Regions from separate parts of the Homo sapiens genome. Here region 1 is linked to region 2. A link is an interaction called in ENCODE POLR2A ChIA-PET data of the cell type or tissue named here. Cell type or tissue: K562. All regions are shown on one strand.

Region 1 (5,000 bases), 200 kb before region 2:
ACTTCCAATCTTGAGTGTGCCACCAGAGAACTGTTGATACTCCCCAGATCTGCACCCAGCCAGGGCAAACTGTGCACCACTCTTCTGACTTCCATGGCCAGCCGAGACATTTGGAATCTCTGTGCAATCACACTCTGTGCCATCTTTTTTTCGAGACAGGGTCTCGCCCTGTTGCCCAGGGTAGAGTGCAGTGGTACAATCTCGGCTAACTGCAGTCTCGACCTCCTGTGGGCTCAAGCAATCTTCCCACCTCAGCCTCCCAAGTAGCTGGTACTACAGGTGCTCACCACCATGCCCTGCTAATTTTTGTGTTTTTTGTAGAGATGGGGTTTTGCCATGTTTCCCAGGCTGGTCTCGAACTCCTGGGCTCAAGCAATCCACCTGCTTCAGCCTCCCAGAGTGCTGGGATTACAGTCCTCTGTGCAATTGTGTGCATCATGTGTGAAATTTATCCTCATTTATCCTCACAGGCAGCAGTTGTTCTATTTTTTTTTTTTTTTTTTTTTTTTTTGAGATGGAGTCTCACTCTGTTACCCAGGCTGGAGTGCAGTAGCACAATCTTGGCTCCCTGCAACCTCTGCCTCCTAGGTTCCGGCAGTTCTCCTGCCTCAGCCTCCCGATTAGCTGGGATTACAGGCACGTACCACCATGCCTAGCTAATTTTTATATTTTTAGTAGAGACTGGGTTTTGCCATGTTGGCCAGGCTGGTCTCGAACTCCTGACCTCAGGGGATCCACCCACCTCGGCCTCCCAAAGTGCTGGGATTACAGGCATGAGCCACCATGCCCAGCCTGTGTTTTTGTTTTTTTTGAGACTGAGTCTCACTCTGTCGCCTAGGCTGGAGTACAGTGGCGTGATCTTGGCTCACTGCAAGCTCTGCCTCCCGGGTTCACACCATTCTCCTGAGTAGCTGGGACTACAGGCGCCCATCACCACACCCGGCTAATTTTTTTTTTTTTTTTGTATTTTTTTTAGTAGAGATGGGGTTTCACCATGTTAGCCAGGATGGTCTCCATCTCCTGACCCCGTGATCCCCCTACCTCGGCCTCCCAAAATGCTGGGATTACAGGCGTGAGCCACTGCGCCTGGCCTTATTTATTTATTTATTTATTTATTTATTTATTTATTTATGTATTTCTGAGACAGAGTCTTTCTCTGTTGCCTAGGCTGGAGTGTGGTGGCTCAATCTCACCTCACTGCAGCCTCTGCCTCCAGGGTTCACATGATTCTCCCACCTCGGCCTCCAGAGTAGCTGGGACTACAGGCGTGCACCACCATGCCTGGCTAATTTTTGTATTTTTAGTAGAGATGGGGTTTCGCCATGTTGGGCAGGCTGGTGTTGAACTCCTGACCTGACCTCAGGTGATCCACCCGCCTTGGCCTCCCAAAATACTGGGATTATAGGCGTGAGCCACCGTGACCAGCCTGTTCTTGTTTATGACGTGTTATTCCATGGAGGACTCTGTTCCAGATAACTCTTTTATTTTGTGCCTAATGAACTTTGGTGTTAGTTCCAGATGTTGGCTACATGAAGGCAACCCCAGGAATGGCTTTGGTCATGTCTTCTGGTAAATATATGCACTTAATTCTCTGGGCTGTGCACCTAGAAGTTAAATAAAGGACTGGGTCAGAGGATGTGTCTCTTAGCATGTTCTGCTGAACAGTGTTCCCAAGTGGTACCAGTTTACGTTCCCACCAGCAAAATGTGAGGGAGTTCCACTTGCTGGACATCCTTGCCAACACCTGGTATTGTCAAGGAACCTGTCTGTAACAGGCACTCTCGTTGATTTTGAATGCACGCTGAAATTTACTGGGTGCAGTGACAGTAGGAAGGGAAAGGATGATTAAAAAAAGAAAAAAGGAATGGAAAGGCTGATCTAGGAGGGAGGAAGCTCATAAGGAAATAAGTGGTAGGATTTGGTGATTCCATGTGTGAATGCTCGTATTCCGTGTGCATGCGTATATGAGCTTGCAGGAGAAAGGGAGGAGGGAGGCACTGGTATGCACTCCACCAGTTCTCCTGCCACAGCCTCTCTACTGATCTGAGGGCTGGGTGTAAGGTGATGATGTGGGGAGTGGGTGTGGGTGAAATTTCCAACAGTCAGTGGGAGATGGGGGAAGCAAACCTGGGAAGAGCAGCCTGCTGCAGGAGCAAGTGGGTGGGCCGTCCTGGAGGCTGGATGAAACCTGTCTGCCTAGGTGGGGATGGCAGAAGTGGCAGAGCAGAGAACTCCAGAGCAGGGCTGTGGTGGGCAGAGCAGATGTGAAGGAAGACTGTGGGATGAGAGGATGGGGCACGGTGGAGCCCCATCAGCCTCCAGTCACAGCAGCCCCGGTCCCGTCTCTCCCTCCTGTTTTGGTCAGTACCTTCAGGACTTGTGGGTGTAGTACTTCGTTCCATTCCGGATAACATTGTAGAAGACTGAAAAACAGGAAGGTGTTTTCCATACTCTCTCCAGAGCTGGCTGTTACTGACATATTGATATATTTCCACCAGTCTTGTGTGTGCTTATAGCTTGATATGTATGCATTTTAAATATGTAAATATATATACACATGTATTTTTAAAGTGAAACTAGGCTGAGACTGTGAGTTCAGTTTTGAGTTATAGGTTTCCCATGGCTTAGGTTGTGTTCTCTCCCTGGATGGAGTCTGGCTGGGACCTGCATGCTCACAGCCCAGGTTCACATGAGGTGTGGATCATGCACAATCATCCCACGGGCTTGAGATAAGCATTTGACTTCCTTTTTTTTTAAAAAAAAAGTTCATTATGGACTTTTTCAAGTGTTCCCAGAAGTAGAGATAATAGAAAAGTGGTCTCCCAACTACTTTGAGAGTTAGCAACATATGGCCAGTGTTGCTTCACCCACCCTTCCTCATCACCTCCTGGACTATTTTAAATCACATCCCAGACACCAGATGATTTCAACTGTGAGTACTTGAGTGCAGATCTCTAAAAGATCGAGCTTCCCCACCCCCACCAAATACCACAGAGCCATGTGAGATCAGCATTTGGGTTGGCAGATCTCCTCCTTGCCACATGCTTGCCTGGTGGTGAATGGGACACTTTCAGGCGAGACCTAGGGGAGCCCCAGGCCAGCACCAGGACAGAGATCTCGAGGCCTTTCCAACTCTGCTGGTTCTTCAGAAGTCAAACCAACAGATTGGAGTATGTGAAGGAAGCTCGTGTATTCTTCTGAACTAGCTTAGACAACAGTACACAGTTTGAAGGGCAGCAGCCTTTTCTGCAGGTTAGTTCTTTCAATGATCTTGTTTACTGGGAGTTGAGAGACCTTGAGGATAGAGGCAAGAAAGCGTCATCAAGCAGCCCAGAGGGGTGTACAGTGTTTGAAGTCTCCTGTATTGGTATGATTCGAGATTTTCATTCTGCAGGACCAAAATACCCATTCCTACATGTGGGTGGAGAGTTAAATTCTGAAGTATATATTTTTATCTTGTTAAAAAAACACTTTTATGTTTCTTTAAAAAGTAAAAGAACCAGAATGTAGAAGTTTCAGTAAAGGAAAAAGTTACAGTTTGTTTGGGATACAGTTTGACAAATGTGCTCCCAGCTGCCTGAGAGATAGAGAGGCCAGATGTTTGCTTTGGTTACATTGATGACTGAACAATCGGTATCTCATCATTTCCTGCCTTAGAGATGAAAGCACCTGGGCACTGGGGCAGTAAATTGGTTGCAGGATTGGAAGAAGTCCAAGGACAGTGTGGGATGCCACCCTGTAGCTGTCTAGAGACCTAGTGAAGGTCAGAAGGCTGGGTGAGAACAAGCCCTGCACTGATGGAGGACAGGGAAGGGGCTTTTCTGGCTGGGAGTGTGGTGAGGCATTTGAGCTGCAGCCAGAAGGCACCTCTCAGATTGGTGGGGCTTGGGGTGGGGGTGGGAGGAACTGCTTTGCCTGTGCCGTTGGCCTCACTCATCCTGAGGTCCCTTCAAACTCCATCCATACTCTGACTGTGGGGCCACTTGCAGAAGGAATATGTGGCAGGTTTTTTTTGTTTTGTTTTGTTTTTTGTTTTGAGACGGAGTCTAGCTCTGTCACCCAGGCTGGAGTGCAGTGGCACGATCTCGGCTGACTGCAACCTCCGCCTCCCGGGTTCAGGCGATTCTCCTGCCTCAGCTTTTGGAGTCGCTGGGCTTACAGGCGCCTGCCACCATGCCCAGCTAACTTTTGTAATTTTAGTAGAGACGGGATTTAGTAGAGACGGGATTTCGAACTCCTGACCTCGTGATCCGCCTGCCTTGGCCTCCCAAAGTCCTGGGATTATAAGTGTGAGCCACTGTTCCCTGGCCTGTGGCAATTTTTTGAGACGCTCCTGGGGGTCCAAATTGCTAATAGAGGAGAAACTTACTGTCCCTGTGTTGACTGAGACAGGAAGGTTTAGATAGGTGAAAGTGGTCTGGGCGCAGTTGCTCACACCTATAATCCAGCACTTTGGGAGGCCAAGGTGGGAGAATCGCTTGATGCCAGGAGTTCAAGACTAGCTTGGGCAACATAGTGAGATCCTGTCTCTATAAAAAATAATTTTAAAAAATTAGCTAGGCCTGTAGTCCCAGCTACTCGGGAGACTGAGGAGGGAGGATTGCTTGAGCCTAGGAGTCGGAGGCTGCAGTGAGCTGATTGCGCCACCATACTCCACCCTGGGCAACACAGAGAGCCTGTCTCAAAAACAAAAGAAAGGTGAACATGAGTTTTTTTGTTTTTTTTTTGACATAGTTTTGCCCTGTCCCACAGGCGTGGGCCACCACGCCCAGCTAATTTTTGTATTTTTAGTGGAGATGGGGTTTCGCCATGTTGGCCAGGCTGGTCTTGAACTCCTGGCCTCTCAAGTGATCCACCCACCTCGGTCTCCCAAAGTTTTGGGATTACAGACATGAGCCATTGAGCCTGGCCAAACATGACCTTTCTCTTTTTTTTTTTTTTTTTTTTTTTGAGACGGAGTTTCACTCTTGTTGCCCAGGCTGGAGTACAGTGGCACGATC
Region 2 (5,000 bases):
ACGCTAGCTCCCGTCCTTCATCTCGTGGGTTAGAAGCTGCCAGCACTGCTATTCTCAGCACCCAGCCCAGAAAAGGACCTCAAAGTGACCAAGGTCAGAGCAGTGTAAGCACTGGAGACAGCCCAGCCAGCGTGCCCAGCATTGATGACTCCAGGGTTTCATCCCTTATGAATGCACAAAGCCATCAACATCCAAGGATGGTGTCAGGTCCACATGAATGGAAGGTCTAGGAAAACGATGACAGGACCTGCAAAGGCAGTCTGGTTTTCCTGACACCATGAGGATCGATCCTTCAAAGTGTGGAGAGGGCAGGGTGGCCTCAAATTGTGGAGCCATGTGCTAAATTCCACAAACCTCAGGAATGAAACTAAGCTGTGTTTCCTGAAACTGGCGTGGCCGTGCATTCTGCCATACCTTCAAGAGCCCTGGCTCACCCCAAGCAGTGCTTCCCCACCCACCCTGGCTGTCCATCAGAACCACCAGCGGCCCCGCTGCTAGAGACTCTCATTCATCTGGTTGGGGCCAGGCACGGGTATTTTTAAAGCTTCCCAGGCAATTCTGTTAAGCTGCAGGGACTGGAAGGAGATCCCAGAAGGTGGTTTCTGAAGCACTGCACTTACTTGATGATAGCCGACACGTTGGTGATCTTGTTAAAGAAATCAAACTCCCGCTGGTAAAAGTCCTTCGCTGGGCCGGACAAGGAGCCTGTGATCTCCTCTACCAACTGATCCAGGAGGTCGCCGATGTCAGCTGCCAAGGAAGCAAAGAGGCTTAAGTCTCTGTGGCTGTGGCAGAGGCCCCTCAGGAATACCAGCCCTGTTTCCCAGGCCCCAGACTGGCAGTGCCCAGAGTATGCTCTGCAGGCTTGGTGAGACCATAACAGCTGCCGTGTGCCCCTTTTGCTGTGTTGACACAGCTGACGCTGCTGGGAAGCTAAGCTGGTGCCTAAGCGGAGCTCAAGGCAGGGGCCAAGCGCACAAGTGGACGTGGAATCCTCACTGCTGCACACGCTACACACGCAGGAAGAAAAAAGCCCGTGTCATTTATGAATGTCACAGGGCATAGAATCCTCACTGCTGCACACGCAGGGAGAAAAAAGCCCGTGTCATTTATGAATGTCACAGGTGAAGCAATGAAAACTAATTCTTATTAAACTCTACCCTGAATACATGTCTTTTTTTTTTTTTAATAGAGGCACACAGTGGGCGGGGCTCTATATTAAATAGTGCCTCTCACTATTCAAATCCCAGGCTGAATTTAAATTCCTGGGCTCAAGAGATCCTCCTGTCTCAGTCACCTGAGTTGCTGGGACTACAGCTAGTAGGTGGGACTACAGGTGCGCATCACCACATCTGGCTTTTAAAGTATCCTTTGTGATGAAATGGGATGTGCACGAAGCACTCTTGCCGCATCTAAGGCAGGCGCTGTCCTGAGAAGCACCTGGAGCTTGTCTGATTTTGGAGCCTGGACTAACCTTTTTCACAGACCTTTGTTTTTACTTGAAGAAATGACTGACAGACAACATATAGCTATTCAGACTTAGGGATGTGGCAGATGTTTTCCTGAAAATGAACAAAAAATAAATCTTCCACTCAAAGGAACTGAAACATTTTTTTGGAAAACTTGGATCTGCTGCTGTGAGCTCAACAGCTTCCCTTAAAAACTCTTTCTGGGCCGGGCGTGGTGGCTCATGCCTGTAATCTCAGCACTTTGGGAGGCCGACGTGAGTGGACCACAAGGTCAGGAAATTGAGACCATCCTGGCTAACATGGTGAAACACCGTCTCTACTGAAAATACAAAAAAATTAGCAGGCGTGGTGGCAGGCGCCTGTAGTCCCAGCTACTCGGGAGGCTGAGGCAGGAGAATGGCGTGAACCTGGGAGGCGGAGCTTGCAGTGAGCCGAGATCGTGCCACTGCACTCCAGCCTGGGCGACTAATCAAGACTCTGTCTCAAAAAAAAAAAAAAAAAAAAAAAAAACCCTTTCTGGTAAGACTGGCAGATGTGAACAAATATGATTTTTCCACACTGTACAAAGAAATGCATCAACCTTTGAAAGATGTGCATAACTCACTGGCCTATATTTTACAAATGCCCACCGTTTGATGTTATAAAAGCTTTTGTGGGTCCAGGTGCGACGTAGACAGACTTGAACAAAACACAGCATGAGAAGTTTACTGCCAAGTTTAAGATGCCACACTGCAATTAACCTTTTTTTTGGCGATCCTCCTGCCTTGGCCTCCCAAAGTGTTGGGATTACAAGCATGAGCCACCATGCCCAGACTGCAAGTAATCATTAAGAAGCTAGGCTGAGCTACAAAAAATTAAAAATTAGCCAGTCGTGGTGGCGTGCACCTATAGTCTCAGCTACTTGGGAGGATGAGGCAGGAGGATCGCTTAAGCCCAGGTGGTCAAGGCTGCAGTGAGCCGTGATTGCGCCACTGCATTCCTGCCTGGGAGAGGGACCCTGCCTCTAAAAAAATAAAACAAAAGCTACCACTTCTCAAGTGTGGTGCAGTATCAAAAAGAATCTCCACAATGACCTGAGAGACTACTAACATACAACTTCCTTTTTCAACTACATTCACTTCAACTGAAACAACACTGCAACAGATCAACTGCAGAAGTGGAACGAGAATGAGAATCCAGCCGTCTTCTACAAGGAAATGCCACTCTTTTGGCTCATTTTTTAGTTTTTTGGGGAAAGTTATTTTCCCAAAAAGATGTTATTTATATTAACATGTAATGAATGGGCTTACATTTTCTGAAATTCTGTCTTAATCTCTAATACTCGTTAACACTGACAGCTAATGCTCACATTAAACAGCGCTCTTTGAGGACCTCAATAAACATTTCTGACAGTGCAGGGGTCCTGAGGCTGTGCTATTTGGGAACCGCTGCCCTGGGCTGACGGCCCCTTCCTCACATGCAGTCACAGTTGTGTTGACCATGGAGACTCTGCAGAAGCAGCCACTGGAGCAGAAGGGTCTCACTCGCACTTGGGAGTGCAGGGTGGCATCGGACAGCAAGTTAGCAAAGGTGTCATGAAGGAGGGGTCCTGCTCCCCTGTGTGCTGAAAGGTGAGAAGTGCCCCAGCAAAGGGTGGGAGTGGAGGGGTCGGTGAGCTGGGGCAGTGCAGGCTGGCGAGAGCCCTGGGGGCTGTAGAAGGTGCTTGGCAGTGCACTGAAGACAGTAAGTGAGGCCTGTGGGAGGACAAAATACTCACGGTCTTTCTGGTGGCCCTCTTCATCTAGATAAATGTTAGTCTTCATGTTCCAGATGAACTGGTGTGCCAGAAGCTGGGATTTAGACGCTGCCCACAGAATATACTCCCGCACATAGCCCATCTGCAGGAGAGCAAGGTCCCTGTCAGCCAGGCTCGGCCCTCTCCATGAGGAGGGCCTTGTCAGCAGCTGCTGACTCCCGGCATTTGGTAGACCAGGCAAGGGTAAGGCCCGGTGGCTCTAGTGGTGTGGACAAGCTCTCCAGGATTGATGTTGAGTCCAGCCAGTGGCCAGGCCAAGTTCCAGCTGGCTGGGGGCTGGGACCTGGGGGGCAGGGTTGCAAAGCGGGCGACAGTCAGCCTTTGTCTCCTCTGTGTCTTCCCATGGGTTTAAGAAGCACAACTCTCAAACCAATTTCTGGAGTTGTCAAGTACGAGAAAAAGCAGGCTGGGTACTAAAAACTCACTTGTGAGCTGGTTGTTTAGAACAATGTTCCAAAGTGACAGACAGGTTCCAGAAACATGCAGAGATACCTCCTTCACAAACTGACACACTGATATGATTAGGTTTTGTGTCCCCACCCAAATGTCATCTTGAATTGTAATCCTCAGGTGTTGAGGAAGAGACCTGGTGGGAGGTGACTGGATCATGGGGACGGTTCCCCCTTGTTGATCTCATGACAGCGAATGAGTTCTCAGGAGATCTGATGGTTTTATAAATGTTTGACAGTTCCTCCTACACACACACTTGCTCTCTTTCGCTTGCTGCCAGGTAAGACGGACCTACTTCCCCTTCCACCATGATTCTGTTTCCTGAGGCCTCCCCAGCCACGTGGAACTGTGAGTCAATTAAGCCTCCTTTATAAATTACCCAGTCTCGGGAAGTTTTTTTGTTTGTTTGTTTGTTTTTGAGACAGAGTCTCGGTCTGTCACCCAGGCTGTAGTGCAGTGGTACAATCTCAGCTCACTGCAACCTCCACCTCCCAGGTTCAAGCAATTCTCTTGCCTCAGCCTCCCGAGTAGCTGGGATTACAGGCGCACACCACCACATCTGGCTAATTTTTGTATTTTTAGTAGAGACAGGGTTTCGCCATGTTGTTCAGGCTGGTCTTGAACTCCTCACCTCAGGTGATCCACCCACCTCAACCTCCCAAAGTGCTGGAATTACAGTTATGAGCCACCGCACCTGGCCAGGAAGTTCTTTATAGCAGTGTGAAAATGGACTAATATACACAACTGTGGTCACCATCCTAAGGACCTATCCTCCTCTTCCTTCTTGGTCATTTTCCGCCACTCATAGTAGTAACTCCAGTTTTTCTTTTTAATTAAAAAAATTTTTTTTGTTCCTAGAGCCATAAGTTTTGAAACTCCAGTTTTAATTCCATGCCCTAGGTTTAAAAAGGTGAGCTGGCCTTTCTGGGCAGCCTCCTGGAGTCTGTGGCCACTGATCTGGTGAAGTGTCCCTTGGATGGACATTTTTGACCTGGGTGAGTCGGGGGTGGTCTTACCACACAGGCAGAAGTCTTCACTTTGGGTTTCCCAATTCTAACCCGGCAAATGGATCTAAAGACAAACTATGAATGTTCAATGTGTAGTGTTTTTAAATATAAGTTTGCTTTTTAATTATGTAAACACTGACAGAGTTCCAAAGTCAAAATTATTAAATATGGTACATATCTGTCAGTTCCATCCTGATCTCTCCCTCTTTGGCCATTTTTATTAACTTTTGATTTACTGTTCCTTTTTTTTTTTGAGACAGAGTCTCGCTCTGTCTCCCA

Evidence for each region. Peaks named below come from ENCODE experiments on the same cell type or tissue, not always from the same donor. Only the 100,000 strongest peaks of a DNase experiment are listed, where the experiment ranks them.
Region 1: POLR2A ChIA-PET joins it to region 2 with 8 read pairs; 2 of 35 experiments call an interaction of 5 or more read pairs at or near these places.

What each region holds. Positions count from the first base shown.
Region 1 is chr22:20,520,604-20,525,603 of GRCh38, forward strand. All of the region lies in intron 1 of MED15 (mediator complex subunit 15), which reads left to right. Among named protein-coding and RNA genes, the nearest start is that of MED15, 15 kb to the left of the region's middle. In K562, no CTCF peak of the experiment used is centred here; DNase peaks (open chromatin) are centred at 2,738 and 3,698.
Region 2 is chr22:20,718,073-20,723,072 of GRCh38, forward strand. It overlaps PI4KA (phosphatidylinositol 4-kinase alpha), which reads right to left. Exons shown (of 55, transcript NM_058004.4): 43 at 3,226-3,346; 44 at 621-750. Among named protein-coding and RNA genes, the nearest start is that of SERPIND1, 54 kb to the right of the region's middle. In K562, no CTCF peak of the experiment used is centred here; no DNase peak of the experiment used is centred here.